3 separate regions of the Homo sapiens genome follow, and regions 2 and 3 are each linked to region 1. A link is a contact called in ENCODE Hi-C or POLR2A ChIA-PET data. All regions are on one chromosome and are shown on one strand. Each heading gives the region's core, a stretch centred on a gene start or an enhancer-like site at or near the end of the contact. The rest is flanking DNA. Distances are from core to core; before and after follow the strand shown.

Evidence for each region. A loop is a pair of places that touch in the nucleus more often than their neighbours do. ChIA-PET counts read pairs that join two places held with the same protein, here RNA polymerase II (POLR2A). Pooled maps may share reads with other maps.
Region 2: a loop to region 1 is called in a pooled map, with 4 times the contacts of the local background. The contact joins two enhancer-like sites. A Hi-C loop is called at or near these places in 11 of 168 maps with a recorded cell type or tissue (Caco-2, HepG2, IMR-90 and 5 more) and 8 of 50 pooled maps. POLR2A ChIA-PET finds 5 or more read pairs at or near these places in 5 of 52 experiments (A549, BJ, Caco-2 and 2 more).
Region 3: a map of GM12878 shows a loop between it and region 1 (2.1-fold over the local background). The contact joins two enhancer-like sites. A Hi-C loop is called at or near these places in 7 of 168 maps with a recorded cell type or tissue (Caco-2, GM12878, HepG2 and 3 more) and 6 of 50 pooled maps. POLR2A ChIA-PET finds 5 or more read pairs at or near these places in 1 of 52 experiments (BJ).

The regions. Positions count from the first base shown.
Region 1 is chr14:24,804,152-24,809,227 of GRCh38, forward strand. No RefSeq gene overlaps it. Among named protein-coding and RNA genes, the nearest start is that of GZMB, 170 kb to the left of the region's middle. Within about 2 kb of position 2,245, at least 5 of the 41 ENCODE cell types and tissues checked have a DNase peak (open chromatin) inside an H3K27ac peak, as active enhancers do; they include heart right ventricle, where a contact is called at or near this core.
Region 2 is chr14:24,963,463-24,968,538 of GRCh38, forward strand. The region is part of intron 2 of STXBP6 (syntaxin binding protein 6); the gene reads right to left. Among named protein-coding and RNA genes, the nearest start is that of STXBP6, 84 kb to the right of the region's middle. Within about 2 kb of position 2,994, at least 11 of the 41 ENCODE cell types and tissues checked have a DNase peak (open chromatin) inside an H3K27ac peak, as active enhancers do; they include heart right ventricle, where a contact is called at or near this core.
Region 3 is chr14:24,940,201-24,945,276 of GRCh38, forward strand. The region is part of intron 2 of STXBP6 (syntaxin binding protein 6); the gene reads right to left. Among named protein-coding and RNA genes, the nearest start is that of STXBP6, 110 kb to the right of the region's middle. Within about 2 kb of position 2,936, at least 2 of the 41 ENCODE cell types and tissues checked have a DNase peak (open chromatin) inside an H3K27ac peak, as active enhancers do.

The DNA of each region.
Region 1 (5,076 bases), core at 995-3,494:
GACAGTTACGCCTTCTTCCCGTCCTTCCTTCTGCTGTTTCCACAGGGAAAGTGAGGCCAGGCTGGGCAACCCCACAGGGCAGCAGAGAGCTGGCAGCTGGGTCTTCCCTAGTCAGGATGACAGTGCTGCTCTCAGGGAGTGGTGTTGAGGTGAGCCGAGTTTTACCTGAAAGGATGGCCTTGGATCGCATCTTTCCATGCGTATCCTGTCTCCCTGGGATAACTGAGTCACCATTACTTCCACTTTTACCCAGTGAATTCCCAAAACTTTGGCCATTGCTGTGGCCCCTCTATGTGACTCTTACATTAGGTGACCAGATGTAAGGACCTGAGTGTGCCTCACTTCAGTCCCCATGCTGGGGGAGAGGATGTCCACTCTCCCTGGCTGCTTTCTAAAATTTTGTTGTTTTTGATAACTGTTCCCAAGTGGGTAGAGATCAGTTTCTCCAACAGTATGTCAGACTCTGAAGAGTTGTCAGTGGCCCTGGGGTGGACTGTGTACAGGCTGACAGTCTGGCACCACACTCTCCCTCAACCCCTGGAATGCTCTGAATCTCCCCCTCCCCGGGGTGGTCTCCAGTCCAGCTGTCTCTTTCCCCGAGCAGGTTGGAACTGTCTTCTACTATTGCCTTTGTTCTACTTCCCATGCTGGCAAATAGAGTCCAAGTGTCATGAGGTTTTTTCCTTTGAGGGGGAGAAGGAAGTTATGATACCATCTAGTACTTCAGGGATGAGCTTGTAGGGGAAGGGGTGGTGGTAGATAAGGGAATCCTCTAAATGTTGAGTGGGACCAGTGAAAGATGCAGGTTTTAGTGAGTAATACACACCTCCTCAGCACTTTGGACTTCCCAGAGCTCTTTCACATTCCACAACCCACTTCACTCACCAGGCCTCTGAGGCAGGCAGGGTGGGGACGATTTTCCTGTGCAACACAAAGATCCAAATACAGATTAAACTGTATCATTTGCTTAAGAACACAAAGCTAGTGACAAAGCCAGGAGGCTCTCTGCTAGAAAGGATCCTAGCTAATTTACTTTTACAAAAAGAAATTTGCAAACTGGCTGCAATGGCTCATGCCTATAATCCCAGCACTTTGGGATGGGAAGCAGGAGGATCACTTGAGGCCAGGCAGGAGCGTAATGCACAGTGCAATATATAGAGGAGTAGAGTTTGAGATTTTGGTTGGGGCAGCTCCACTGTTATAAGTAGCATGATCCCCCTTGCTTGGACTGTCCTTTACAAATGACCTAATAATAATGTTGGTCATTAATAGCATCATGGCAAATATGGGAGAACATGGTATGCTGACAACATAGTATTTCTGAGACCTTCCTTTTAGCTGAACGCCTCAAGATGCTTCCAGAAAAGGTACGTTATTACAAATTTACACATTAGTGAGATGTTAGTTACTTCCTTTTTTCTCTTAGAGCTATTTTCATTCTAGACCCAGGTTCAGTTTGTGGAGTAAATGGTTCTCTTTAAATTACTGTCAACTTAAGTCATTTGGGAGTGGCTTATTTTTGAGAAAGGCCTTCCCAGCATCTTTGGAATCACACCAATATATCTGTATAACAACCTTAAACATTGTTTTTCAAGGGGAGTATGAATTATTGTCCAAAGGACATGTCACATCATCTCCCAGATCATAAAACCATTCATTTCCATCCCCATAGTTGATGACAGACATGGAGGCCAATTTGTCTCACTTCTCTCTTTTGCGAATTTAGCCTTTTTGGAATTTTTTCCAGAAAGTGCCCAACACTGGGCGCCTGTAGTCCAGGAGTCTCTCCTTTATCCCAGAGCTGGTATCTATGGAATGTCAAGGGGTCTTCATCCCTGGGCCATAAAAATGAGTGCATCTCGGTACAATAATGTCTGCCCCGTGTGCCCTGTGCTTACGTGAATTTAAGGAGGGTTTGTCTGTTCTACCAGCCAGCAGCACAGTGCGGCAGGCATCCAGGCCTGTAAAGTTTACTGCTTTGTTCTGGGTCCGTTACAGGGAAGTAGCCCACTGCCAAGCTGACATACATGGAGCCCTTATGTGGCAGGCACGGGGCTAAAGGTTTTACATTCATTATTTCATCAGTCCTTACAATGATCACCCCCATTTGAAAGAAAACAGGCACAGAGAGAGTCAGTAACGTTCTCAAGGCCTCACACGTGGTAAAATTGGAGCTGGATTTCACAGCAGGGCAGGTGAACCTAGGTCTTCATCCTAAATACAATGCAATGCTGCCTCCAGGAAATCACCGCAAGGGGGCTCCCTGTCCTCGTCCATGCCTGTTAAAAGGAGCTGTGTTTTATTTTTCCACTCCAGGAGGTGCCAGGTAGGGCACAATTCATACATTCTTATTTTCCTTCTGTTCAAATGCCAAGGCTCCTTCAGTATTGGAAAGTTTCGGACCAATGTAAATGTGTTTGCCAGTATTAGTCACTGTATCTCCAGGTCTAAAAACACAAAACATCCCCTGAAAGAAGCCACTGTACTATGAATAAAATGACATGTTTAATAGTAGAAACCGGATTTACCTTCCTGGGGCAGTAAAACAAAGGAATTGTTTTAAGGAAAGCTAACAGAACGCTTGAGGCTTCAATCACTAAGGATGCAGTGTTACAATTAAGGGATTTTCTTCAGATACTATGGATCATCCAAGCCATGTTTTAAATCGCAGGGTTAAGCTCAGAGAACCCAAGGGCTCATTTTTCTTCTTTCCATGTCATCTGACAAAGTGGCAAAGCAATTGTGATACAATGTTGTGGGACAAAGGCTCCATATCTAAGGTTGACAAGTGACACCTGGGACTTGCAGGGCTAGAAATTCCTGTCCAGCTCTTGACACATATAAGTCTGGATGTGTGATGAGGCCGGGAGCCATAGAAACAGGCATCCTTGGGTTGGCTGAGTATGCAAAAGACAGGAAAATAATGTACAAAAATATCTTCACTTTTTCTGAGAAAATCAGTAGCATTTAAAACGTCTAACAGACAAAATGTGAGAGCAATAATAATACACATCGGCAAACAACTCAGCATCACGTAGGTCTGTCCATTAGTCCCTGTGTGCTGAAGGAGGCAAGGCAGCTTTGCCTCATCGAACTATGTCCATCAGTGGCCAGTGAGATGGACCACGGGAGCAGACACTGTTATGCCCAGGGTCATGACTTATGAGCAGAAAGAAGAAAATGTAGCAGAAAACTTTAGGGGAGGGAGAGAGATGGGAAGTGAAAGTACAACTCTGGAAATCCTGATGAGGATTCCAGATGAGGCTCAAGGGAGAATTCCAGATGAGGCTCAAGGGAGAATTCCAGATGAGGCTCAAGGAAGGTTCCAGATGAGGCTCAAGGAAGGTTCCAGATGAGGCTCAAGGGAGAAAATAAAATGGGGGTTAAGGCAGGTTACACTATAGTAGTAATAGAGCTTAAATGCACATTATATTTAATTTTCTTGACAGCTTTTTTTTTTGAGACAAGATCTTGCTCTGTCACCCAGGCTGGAGTGTAGTGGCACAATCACGGCTCACTGCAGCCTCAACATCCCAGGCTCAAGTGATCCTCCCACCTCAGCCTCCTCAGTAGCTGGGACTACAGGTGTGCACCACCAGGCTTGGCTATTTTTTGTAGAGATGGGGTTTCACCATGTTGCCCAAGCTGGTCTCGAACTCTTGGACTCAAGTGTTCTGTCCACCTCAGCCTCTCAAAGTGCTGGGATTACGTGCATGAGCCTGGCCCTCGACAGCTTTAATTTGCTGGTTTAAAATCTAGTAAATATCTGGGGAAGCCAGGTGCCCGGTCATCCCAGACCTGCTGGAATTTTTTTTTTTTCTTTAGAAAACACAACATGACCAAGGACATCAAAATGGCAAGTTTGGGAGTAAATGTATATTTCTAAAAACTCCCCAATTGGTTGTGGCAGGCAGCCAGGGTGGAGGAACTGCTCTAAGAAGCCACTGTAAACCAACACTTTATTTATGGGTAATGCCTTAGGGAGAGCTAAAGCAGGATTTAAGAAGGGCCAGGAAGCAAGGAGAAGGACATGGACAGGAGAAAGAAGACTGTTCAAAAGGTTGGGGCGAAGGTATAAATGAAGGCAAATTTAGCATCAGCTTGGCTTGGTTACACAAAACCATTTTAGATGTATTTTCTAGATTTTAAGAAAGCAAACCACAAGAAAACCCGTCCTTTGCACCATCTTGTTAAAGAGGACTGTTAGTTAGCGCATTCACATTTAGAGAACATGAGACTTGCCTTGTGGGTGGGATGTGTCCTTTTTCCATGTCTCTTACATCTTTGCTTATCTTCATGCTCTGATAATGGTCCACCTGTGGCACTGCCACAATTTCACTGGCACTAGGAAGTACTGTCCCCTGCCCACCCATGCCAAGATAGGCAGGAAGTTGGCATAAAGTGACTCAGGGGGCTATGCAGGAGCAGCGCACAGCTCTCTTCTCCATGCCTGCCGAGCGTGCTTATGTGAACATGCATACGTACATCCGGCTACCACACAAGTTAGCCTATGAAAGGCACACAGAATGGGTGGCAACAGAAAACAATACTCAGACATTTGCATCTTGAAATTTATTTCGGGTGTTTTCCACCATGCCTCCCCTTCTGTTCCCCCACATCTGCCCCAATCTGCTTGTTTAGGCAGATGATTATGATAAGTCAATCGTTTTTCCTAAGCATGTTCTCATTGATGCAGGAGAAAGGCACCACTGCTTTTTTATATTAATCCTCCCATAAAATTTGAGAGTTGGTTGTGGTATAATCGCTAATAAAAATTACATTAAAAAAGGATAATCTCTGCAGGGCAATCAGCTTATAATTTAGTTCACAAGAGCAAGTGCCTTTAAATGCATAATTCACTTAAGGCTGGGTCCTCATCTACCCAAACATATCTCTGCTCGTTCTCCTCTGACAAGTGAAGACTGCAGGTCTCTCCTTTCCACCTGCCCTCCTCCCAGGAAATATCTCCAAGTCCCCCTTGCTTTACCGAGCATCCATGCCAACCCAGAGACAGCTGTTCTGCTGCAGTAGTCACCCAAATCACTTCCCTTGAAAACAAATGGGGCGGTGCAATAT
Region 2 (5,076 bases), core at 1,744-4,243, 160 kb after region 1:
GCCACATTGGATCCACACAAAGTGGATGAAGAATAATTTGTGTGAAAAGGGTGGAGGTGAGACAGTATGAAAATCCTCAGAGAGGTTAACACTGAAAAACAAGAATCCAGTTTCCATTTTTCTCTGGAAAGCCCTCTTTCAGGAAATGTAGAATTGAAAACGGTGACAATGAGAAAAGGGCATCTGGGGAAAGCTTTGACATATTCAAGGTCTATTAAATGATCACTTGTTACTCCATTAAATGAACTCTTTCTTCAAGAGAAACACTCAGGTGCTTCACAATTTTAAGATAACCGCTTTCCACTGTAGGCCACAATGGAAGCATTTATAAATTGCTCATTTTGAAAGATTCTAAAAGTCTGAATACATTAGAGAAATGTGCATTTTCTTATTGGTAATTGGTCCAATAGGTAGAATAAAATCTCCTGCTCCGTAACCTGATGGATTCCAAGGGAATTAAAAGACCACCCAGTAGCATCTTAGTGTGTGTGAATAACAGCAAGTTTCTAAAAAAAAAAAAAAAAAAAAAAAAGCCAAAACAAGTACCAGCCACTATAATCCAGAGTGAACGTGTGAGCTCAAACCCAGAAAGTGAGCCCAGAGTTCAGGCAGTCTCAGCTCTTATAGAGGCGCAGCAGGAGTGGGATTATGCCCAATTCCCCCCACCCAGACACTTCATTTGTTCCACAAGGATGCTGTGATCAAAGCACTGGGAACAGAAAGGAGGTACCTACAACAGTCTCTACTCTCTAGAGGCTGACAGTCTATGGAAGTAAACAGAAAGCCAACTGACAAAGCCCAGCAATGCTAAGTGCTATTACAGAGATGACATGGGAGGCCAGAGGGGGCACATGCTCATGCTCAGAGCACGGTAACTACCTAGTAGTCTATTCTCTATGGTATTGGACAGCTTGGCAACCTCACTGTGCTTGTGGCTAATAGTTTCTTCTGGAAAATTCTGCATATGGTTTAGCATGACTGGAACTGAGCTGGAAATGTCAGTCATTCGTATTCTCTCTCCCTCCCTGTCTCTTCTTCATGGAAGCTGAGTACCTTCTATGTATCAGGCATTACATATGCACCTATAGTTCAGTTACTCCTCAAAATACCCTGTGAGTTATTGCCATTTTATAGATGAGAAAACTGAGTTTCAAAGACATGACAGAGCTAGTACAGTTCTCATTCTGTGTGTGTGTGTGTGTGTGTGTGTGTGTGTGTGTATGTAAAGGAAGGGTAACAGGAAAGAGCTGGAGAAACAAGAACCTGATCTGGGCTGAGAAGCTGGGTCCACAGGCATTTGTATCAGCCTCTCCCACTTCTGATGTTTGCTCAACAGTGAACTTGACTGACCTCAGAGAACGTTTTGTTTTATTTTGTTTTAATTTTTCTTTTGATCCAGTAAAGATAGGTGTAGGAAAATAACATCTCCCATTTCAGGGACAGGACTTCGATTGACTAACCCAGTTCTAACTCCCTGTGAAGCAGGATAAAGAGGCCTAAACACAAAGGGCTTCTGCACCCAATATACCCAGTATTGTGCAAATATTCATGACATTAGAGTGGAAATTTTCCAACTCTGAAATAGAACAGCAGTGTGATGCCACCTAATATTCTAGCTTTGGGGAAAAACAATGTTGGAATCTAGGTAATCGAGAGTAGACTGGTTTAAAAATGGCGGGTCAGAATGACCTTGAGATTCCTGTCAGGAGTGGGACACAGACTGGAGAGGATGCAAACCAGAGGGGAATGGGGAAAAAATGTAGGGAAGGAGAGGGAGAAAACCCCCAAGGCCAAGTCTGGGTTATCGTGTGATTTTGCTTCACATGACATGGGTCACGGATGCCTGTCATACATACATATTAACATGTTTTTTCTTTTTGCTGTTGTCTTATAAATGTCTTGAGTCTGTTCCTGAGAGGCAGACTTTACGATTAGATTATTTTTATTTCAATGGGTTTTTTGGGGGGTAAAGGTGGTGTATGGTCATTAACATGTTTTTAAAAAGCTACAGATGAACAATCTTTGTGTGGCAAGAACCATTAGTGGGATAGTGAGTATCCCACTAATGATGAGATAATAGTATTGCTCATAAAGCTGAATACCTTCCACATATCATGCATTACACACACATATACACAGTTCAGTTATTCTTCAAAATACCCTGTGAATTTAATGCAGGGATATAGATATTAATGCCATTTTATAGATGAGAAAACTGAATTTCAAAGACATGAAGAGCTAGTACAGTCAGCGTTTTACCATAAGTCAGTCTTCTGCCTAACCTGTGTTCTTCTATAACTGGGGTGGGAATTCTTCCAGGGAGCAACAGGTGCCTCTGACTATAGCTTACTGACAAAAGCCTCACTACCACAGAAAGGTGCACTAATTTCTCAAAGTGTTAACCTAGAAAATCACCCAAAGAATGCATCTATGTGGCTTAAAACAGTGCCTTCTTGGTAGGCTGCTGTTTAGGATGTCTGCCAGGTACACAGTGCCTTGCCAGCCACATGCCAGAAGGACAGCTGCCTTAGTTTGCAATCTCCCTAACCACCACTTGCTCTACCTTTGCAATTAGTCAAAACTAATCAAAACGAACATAAGTGAGTGAGCTGTAAAACTCCTGTTCTTAACAGTGGGCTGTGTGGTGGGAGAGCACACAGATGGAGTTTCCTTTTTAAATGAAATATTTGGCACTAGCCTCTGTTAAGAGTTTTCCCTTGTTTCCATCTGGTTTTAGTATTGGAATGCATACATGAGAGAATGGAAAAAGAAAACTCTGTTGGCGTGCTAAACCACTAGAAAAGCTGAAGTCACTGACAGCACATCCTCTAAATCCTCCGAGATTAGCACACTCTGCTCAAGGAATGTTGTCACATTGTTTTTAAGGGAGGGGAGAGTTCTGTTCTCCAGATCTAGCCCTGTCTTGGAAAAAAAAAAAAAAAATGACAAGTGTGTCTACTTTGGAGTCAGATGGACCCAGGCATGAGTCAGCACCCTCATTACTTAGCCACCTGACCCTAGGCAGTGCAACTACCAGCATTAAGCCTCAGCTATTTCATCTGTAAAGTAGAAATAACAAGAGAAGGCTGTTGTGAGGATTAAATGAGATGATACCTATTCAATGCTTACTTATCTATTTTTGAACTTTCCTAATAGCAAGGTTTTAGGAAAGACAAATGTTATTATCACTGGTTTTCACAGGAAGAGATCTAGAACCACCAAGGAAACTCTAAAAAAATTTCAGGCATCTATTTTTTCTACTACACAACAGAAGAAAACAAATTCATATTTGGCAGTGTCCCTGCCAGGAGTCTCTCCAAATTTCCCCAGGGAGTTCATTTGCTCTCTAAGAGTCAAATATATCTACTAACAGTGTCACTGTAATATGTGAATTTCTTAACACCCCAGTTGTTGGTATACAGGACTGTCACCACCCAGCCAAAACCAACCAAAGCCTAAACCTGTAGGAGACCAGAGTAATATCGAGACATGATTATCACTAAAGCCGTATGAGAGGGTAAGAAAAGGCGTTTGGTTTGGCAAGTCTTTTCTCACACAATCCCTATGCCTACAAGAGAAGGAGAGCACAGCACAGTGGATAAGGGAGTAGGCTCTAGAATCAAACCTGGGTTCAAGTCCTTGTTTTGTCACTCACTAGCTGAGGATCTTGGGCAGGCTAATTTGCCTCTACATGCTCAGTTTCCTCATCTACAAATAAGAACTATTATCTACCTCATAGCACTGCTGTAAGGATTAAAGGAGTTAACATGTGGAAAGGGTACAGAATATGTCTGAACTCAATAAATACCACAACTACTATTATTATTACTATTACTGATCCCAAAGCAGGCTGATGCCACCCTGACTGTATGAGCACTGAAGAATGTGATGGGTGCATGGCAGGTGCTGCCCTGCAGGTCATTTAAAATTATACCTGGTGGCCAAACCTACTGAACTAGAAAATGTTTCAGAGGAAAACCCTCTCCTTTTCACTTCATGTAACCAATGGCTATTGTTTTACAAATGCTTTAATCAAATGTGTCTGTGCACATATCCTAGAAGAGCCAAATGCTCAATAAATGGTATAACAAAGGATATTGCATATTTATAAAATTAAAAAGGATGTAAGAAAACTCACAATCAAGGCACTGAGAATAACTTTGTTTTTTTATTGCCTTGTCTTCTAGAGTTAAAGTTTTATAGCTGGATGTACACACCAAATCTCTATAATAAAGAGACAAAAGGCTTACCCTGATATATATTCCAATGTAGGAAAGTCTATTAATCAATAACCTCAGAAATGAGATAGAATGACACTGTGGAGGCCAAAAGCGTTCTACATCTCTATCAATTGTGAAGAGTCAGAAAGGAATCTACTATTTAAAACACGGTCCTCTCCACCACACCCCTCCCAAGTGAATTAGAAGAAATGAGGTGCTGTGGCAGTTGCACATGGCCATGGGTCAGGGACCAGGTGGATGTCTGACTCTGCCACTTCCAAAATGGTGACCCCGGCAGATCATGACCTCTGATGAACACTGGTTCCTTGATCTGTGAAATGAGGAACATACCACCCAATAAATAGGGATGCTGCAGGGATTAACTGGAATTAAATAATATAATATGCATAAGATGAATACTTTTAACTTTTATATAATTTTTAAAAATTTCTTAATTTCCGTAATATTCACTATTTATATAATAAAGAATATATATATATATATATATAAAATTATTGCAGTTGCTTTGCAGTTCCTTTTTCACTGCTAATACCTTTGTGTGCCTCTGACTTCAGTGTGAATTTCTTCGTTTTTCCTGGATAAAAACTCTTGAAAAGTCAACTTACCACTGCTGAATAAACCATTTCTACCAAGGTCAAATTTCATCTGTCTTGTCTCTTCCCTCTCTTCTAATATTTATAGACTTTGAGATGAGAGCCGGTCTGAATTAGAAAGTAGACAATTTCTTTCTACTTTCTACTTTTCTAATTCAGAAAGTCTGAATTAGAAAGAGAGAAACAGAGTTTCTCTCCTATGCCAGATCACTGACAATTAAATTTGGTTACCCTAATTCCAG
Region 3 (5,076 bases), core at 1,686-4,185, 140 kb after region 1:
TGGAATGATTCCCAGTATAAGGTATCGTGACAGAATCTGGTGTTTAGAAGCAAAGGAGAAGGATGGTTTCAGTTCTAAAACTCTTACCCTTCTGTGGGAACAGGTAACCTCAGTAGAAGTATGATTGCTATATGAGAGAGGGCAAAATACAAGAATTGTGACTATACAAATTCAACATTCATATTGAAAGCATTCTGCCAAACAGTGGTTCCATGGGTGAGAAACCCATGAAGTATGTGATGTGTGATTAAGATGTGTTCATTTTCCCTTTATCCTCAATCTGTCATCTGTACCTTTTTATTATTGCTCAGCTGGCTTGATGCTGGAAGCCTCTTGACCTTTCACTAAATAGGCTGACTGCAGACTGATAAGAACTATGGGTCTATTTTTATGCTGGTATGTGTCAGAGACCTGTTGACCTGGATGCAAACCTTTTCCAAAATCAATCATCTTCCTCCCTGACTCCACGGCAACTTCCCCCACTCTACTCTACCTCAGCCCAACCCTAAATAGACATTAAAACCAAGTAACTGGCCTTGCCGAGGTGGCTCACGCCTGTAATCCCAGCACTTTGGGAGCCCGAGGCAGGTGGATCACAAGGTCAGGAGTTCAAAACCAGCCTGGCCAAGATGGTGAAACCCCATCTCTACTAAAAATACAAAAAAAGTAGCCAGGTGTGGTGGCAGGCACATGCAATCCTAGCTACTTGGGAGGCAGAGGCTGAGAATTGCTTGAACCCAGGAGGCAGAGCTTGCAGTGAGCCAAGATTGCGCCACTGCACTCCAGCCTGGGCGACAGAGCAAGACTCTATCTTGGAAAACAAAACAAAACAAACAAACAAAAACAAGCAATCATGCAGGGAGAGGCTTGACAAGCAGGAGATATATCTCAACCCAAGAGATGAAAAATTCATCTATAAAATTTGACAACATAGCCAGTTTCTTTTGGTTCCATCCACAAATTTACTTACTAGTACTGAGCATATGCCACACACCATGCTAGATACCATATTCACAAAGCTGAATAATAGATGGTCACTAACCTCAAAGTCCTACCATCTAGTGGGAGAGTAGACAAACATAAATGCAGGACAATGTGGCAAGGGCCATGATAGGGATGCATGAGGACACAATGGGAGTGCAGAGGAGGCCTCATGCAGGCCTCTGTGAGAAAGAACATGAGAGCTGAGGATGGAAGGATTCATTACATTCAGCTGGGTGAGGAAATAGGAAATGTGATTAAAGGATGATGGAAGAATATGAAGGTTCATCAGATTAATCAATATGGCTGACACTGGCATGAAGGTTGTATGTAGCGGTAGGGAAAAGGGTGGCTAGAAATGAGCAGGGGGAGGAGGGAGCAGGAGGTTGAATAGTAAAGAAGTAAGCAGAAACCAGATCACTAAAGGCTTACAAACCTAACCAGAGTTTTGACTTCTGTCCTGGGGCCAAGGGGAGCAGACCCTGTACCCACTAGCCCATGGGTATCTAGCCCAACAGCCCAGCATCTGCAGCAGAACCTACTCTTAGCTGTCTGCTCTTTTCTGCTTTGGACCTCTTTCTTCTTTGGCTCCTTCCTCTCCTTGAGAGAGTGCCATTGCATGTTCTTAACTCAGGGACCACCTGTGTGAGAAAATACCAGAGACTAATACAAGTGAATGCTTCCTTTAGTTTCTGAGAGCCTGTGAGTAGCAGTTACAGGGCCTCACACAGGAGCTGCTGGCTGAATGCCAACAGGCTGCCAGGTGTGCATCTGCACCAGTTCCCCCTCAGCAAGTCTCTCTAGGTGATGTGTTTACTTCAATTCTTTCTGTGTCTGAGAAACAAGATTGCAAATAGGTGAACTGCCGAGAAAAGAGAATGCAAATCTGCTGTTGGGGACACAGTCAACTTGTAAAAAGCAATGATTCAATGAAATTGTAGGATGGAATTTGACAAAATTCCTGAAAGAAAGTGAAGGGAAAGAAAAGTAAACAGAAGAAAACCAGAAATCAACTTTTTCTAACAGGGCCATTTTTGGCCACTAGTGGAGGTCTTGACATGAAGAATAAAAATGATATCAAGGGACTACAAATGGTGCTGTCTGAGCCTCATTTTTACCAGGGAAAACTAGAACCATATTTGAAAGCAGACTGGATAACCAAACATACATTGTCAACAACTTCATCCAGAGATGGAAAACACTGAGCCCAGCAGACTACCTGGAAAGAGTTCACACACTGTGGGTGAAGCTGGGAAGGAGGAGGTTGTTGAAATCACCACATTCAGTTCTCAGCACCTTATGGAACTTCAGGGGCCACACTGAGTGGAAGTCAGTGTGCTGTTCAGAAAACTCATCGTGATGCATGAATGGTGTTCTCTCACCCTGCTTCCAAGATAATCAAACAGCTGGTTATCTTGTCTCCACGCTTTGCCCACTGACGGTCTGATCTTTTATTCAGCATTTATTGAACACAACTGCCTTTGATCTGAGGTCAGGTAGTGCTGTGAAGGCCATGAAAAGAGCAAATCAATTACTCACAAATGGCAGGTGTCTTCACAAAAGATAAAGGGGGTGGTTCATGCCCTTGTGGCCTAGTCCCAATCCCACAGACCAATATCTATGTGCATATTTAATTGCTCTCAAACTGATAGCTATGTAGCAGAAAAATCAAGACAGGTACACCTACTAGCAGGAAGATTAGATTCTTGGCCCAGAGGAGAAAACAAACAAAAGGGGTCACAGAAAAATCTTAAATTAATTAGAATCAGTTAAGAAAAGTGAAAATTCAGTTTCACCTTTCAAATCTGAAATCAGTTTCAGAAAGGTGAAATCCCTTCCAGAAAAGGTGTATGCTCACTCTTCGGAAGTTGGCTGACAGGGTTAGCATCTTGCCCAATATTCTTTCTTTCCTCTTAACAGAACCCTGATTCTGGCACTGGGGGTGGGGTGTGAGGCAAGAAGGCTGGGAAATCTGTTTTCAATCTCACCGTACTCACAACTACAGTGGCCAATGAAACGCACTTGGAAGTCACTTGGGTTTCTGGCAGGACTCACTGAAAGCTGATCTGATCCTTTTGTCTTCTGCCCTGCCCCTTCTTCCTTTCTGAAAGGCAAGTGTGGCCCTGCAGGTGGCCCATACTTCTTGCAACTACAGGCAACTGAAGGCAGGTAAGGCAGAAGAACAGAGGTACCCACCTGGACTCCTGTGAGAAAAAAATAAACTGACTTACTGAAGCCACTGCTTCTTTGGGCTTTTCACTGGGTACAGCTGAATGGAAACCTAACTGATGATTCATTCTAAATGTTTCATCAGAAGCAAAACCTTAAATTTTCACATTTTTCAGTTTTATGTTCCTTATGAAATTTAGTAATTAAATTCTGAATTATTTGTTAAAAAGGTAAACTCAATGGAAACTGCCAGGTTTACTTCTGAAGGAGGACATTTGAAAACATAATTGCTATAAATAATAAAACCAGTTTTTCTTCAGAACTGAACTGAATATATTTAATAAAATGTACTGCTATGTAATTGGATTACAACATTCAGAAAGGAATAAAAATATGTTTCAGTGGTTAGAATAATGTCTATATCTTGACCTTTAAATAAATCACTAAAAATTTTGAACGGTAGGAGCTCTAGCTTTGACTCTGAAGTACCAAAGAACTGAAATAAAAACATATTTCCTTATTTAAAAAGGGTAATTTGGTGATTTGAAATAGTTACTTATTTACATATCATTGAAATTCATTGTTGCTTTTTTGTATTAAGCAACATGATTTTCTTAAATGCTTTGTTTTCCCTCCCCAAAAGTTTTAAACAGAAATTAGTGTTGGTTTTTATTGCTAATTTGTTTTTGTCCTCACCTTTCTCCATATTTCTTTAGCCAGTCAAAATGTAGCATCCTCCACAAGAAGAGGCTCAGGCTATGCAACAAAAAGCTATCACTTCAAGGAACCAACGAGTGAAAACAGGTTGACAATTCATTTTATCACATTCAAAGACGGAGAAACAGTAAAGCTCGGAGGAACCTATTGAGTTCTGCCACCGCACGGAAGGTATCATCCCATCCTCAAGCTTGGGCACGCTGACCACCTAGGAAAGCAGCAAGCTGGGCAGACTCCAACCTCAGGCAGAGGTAAATAAACACAGCCATTTTTCTTCTTGCTTTAAAACATCCAAGGAAAAAATTCTAACTAAAGTTATTTTTAAACACATCATGGCGGAAAAGCCCTTACCCCATCAGACACACAGAGCCAGGGCTCTGCTGGGAGCACATAGGGGATATGGGAGAGAGTTTCCTTGGTAGTTCATAGTGTTCACCAGTGAAAATGCGACTGCCTCAAACAGACATGGCATTTTGTCATGTTCAGATCAAAACTGGAGATGCTGGAATTAGAAGGGGATTTGGGATCTTTTTGTCCAGTACTCTGGGTTTGCCTACCTAAGTTGTTAATGAGTTTTAAACCAAGGTCTTCGATCCGGGGCTCTCATCACTACACTAGACTATGAAGACTTATAGCATGAAACTTAACACATAACCACTGCACTGCTGTCCTAGGTTTTGGACCATCTTCTTCACCTGTTTTGTAGGACAGTACTCTCCATTGCTTTATGGAAGGCATACTAGAAGAGCTTCTAGGTCATTACATGAGCATGGGGAGTTTGTTTGGAGTGTGAAAAGAGTGTGAAAAGATTCAGGGCCTGAATCTTAGCCCTGACTCTGCCACTAGCAAACAATAAGATCTCAGAGATTCTACTCGCTAGGCTTGTACTTCCTGTTGGCAACATGAGAGCAACAGACTCAGTGCTCTCCAAGGCTTTTAATTCAACAAACTGCTTATTAAGTAACTAATCCATGCGTGATGTCTTGAAAGCTTTTGTGTCTCCAAGGGCTCACAATTTATTGGCTATAAAAACAATCCTCAAACTTTGGCATGTATATGAACCAATTAGGAATTTTTTTTTTTTTTTTTTTTTTTTTTTAGCAGATTCCTGACTCCCACTTTCACAGATCATGGTTTGGCAAGTGTGTTGTAGTGGACCCCAGAAATCTGCTATTTTCTGAGCATTCACATTGTTCTGAACCAGTCAGC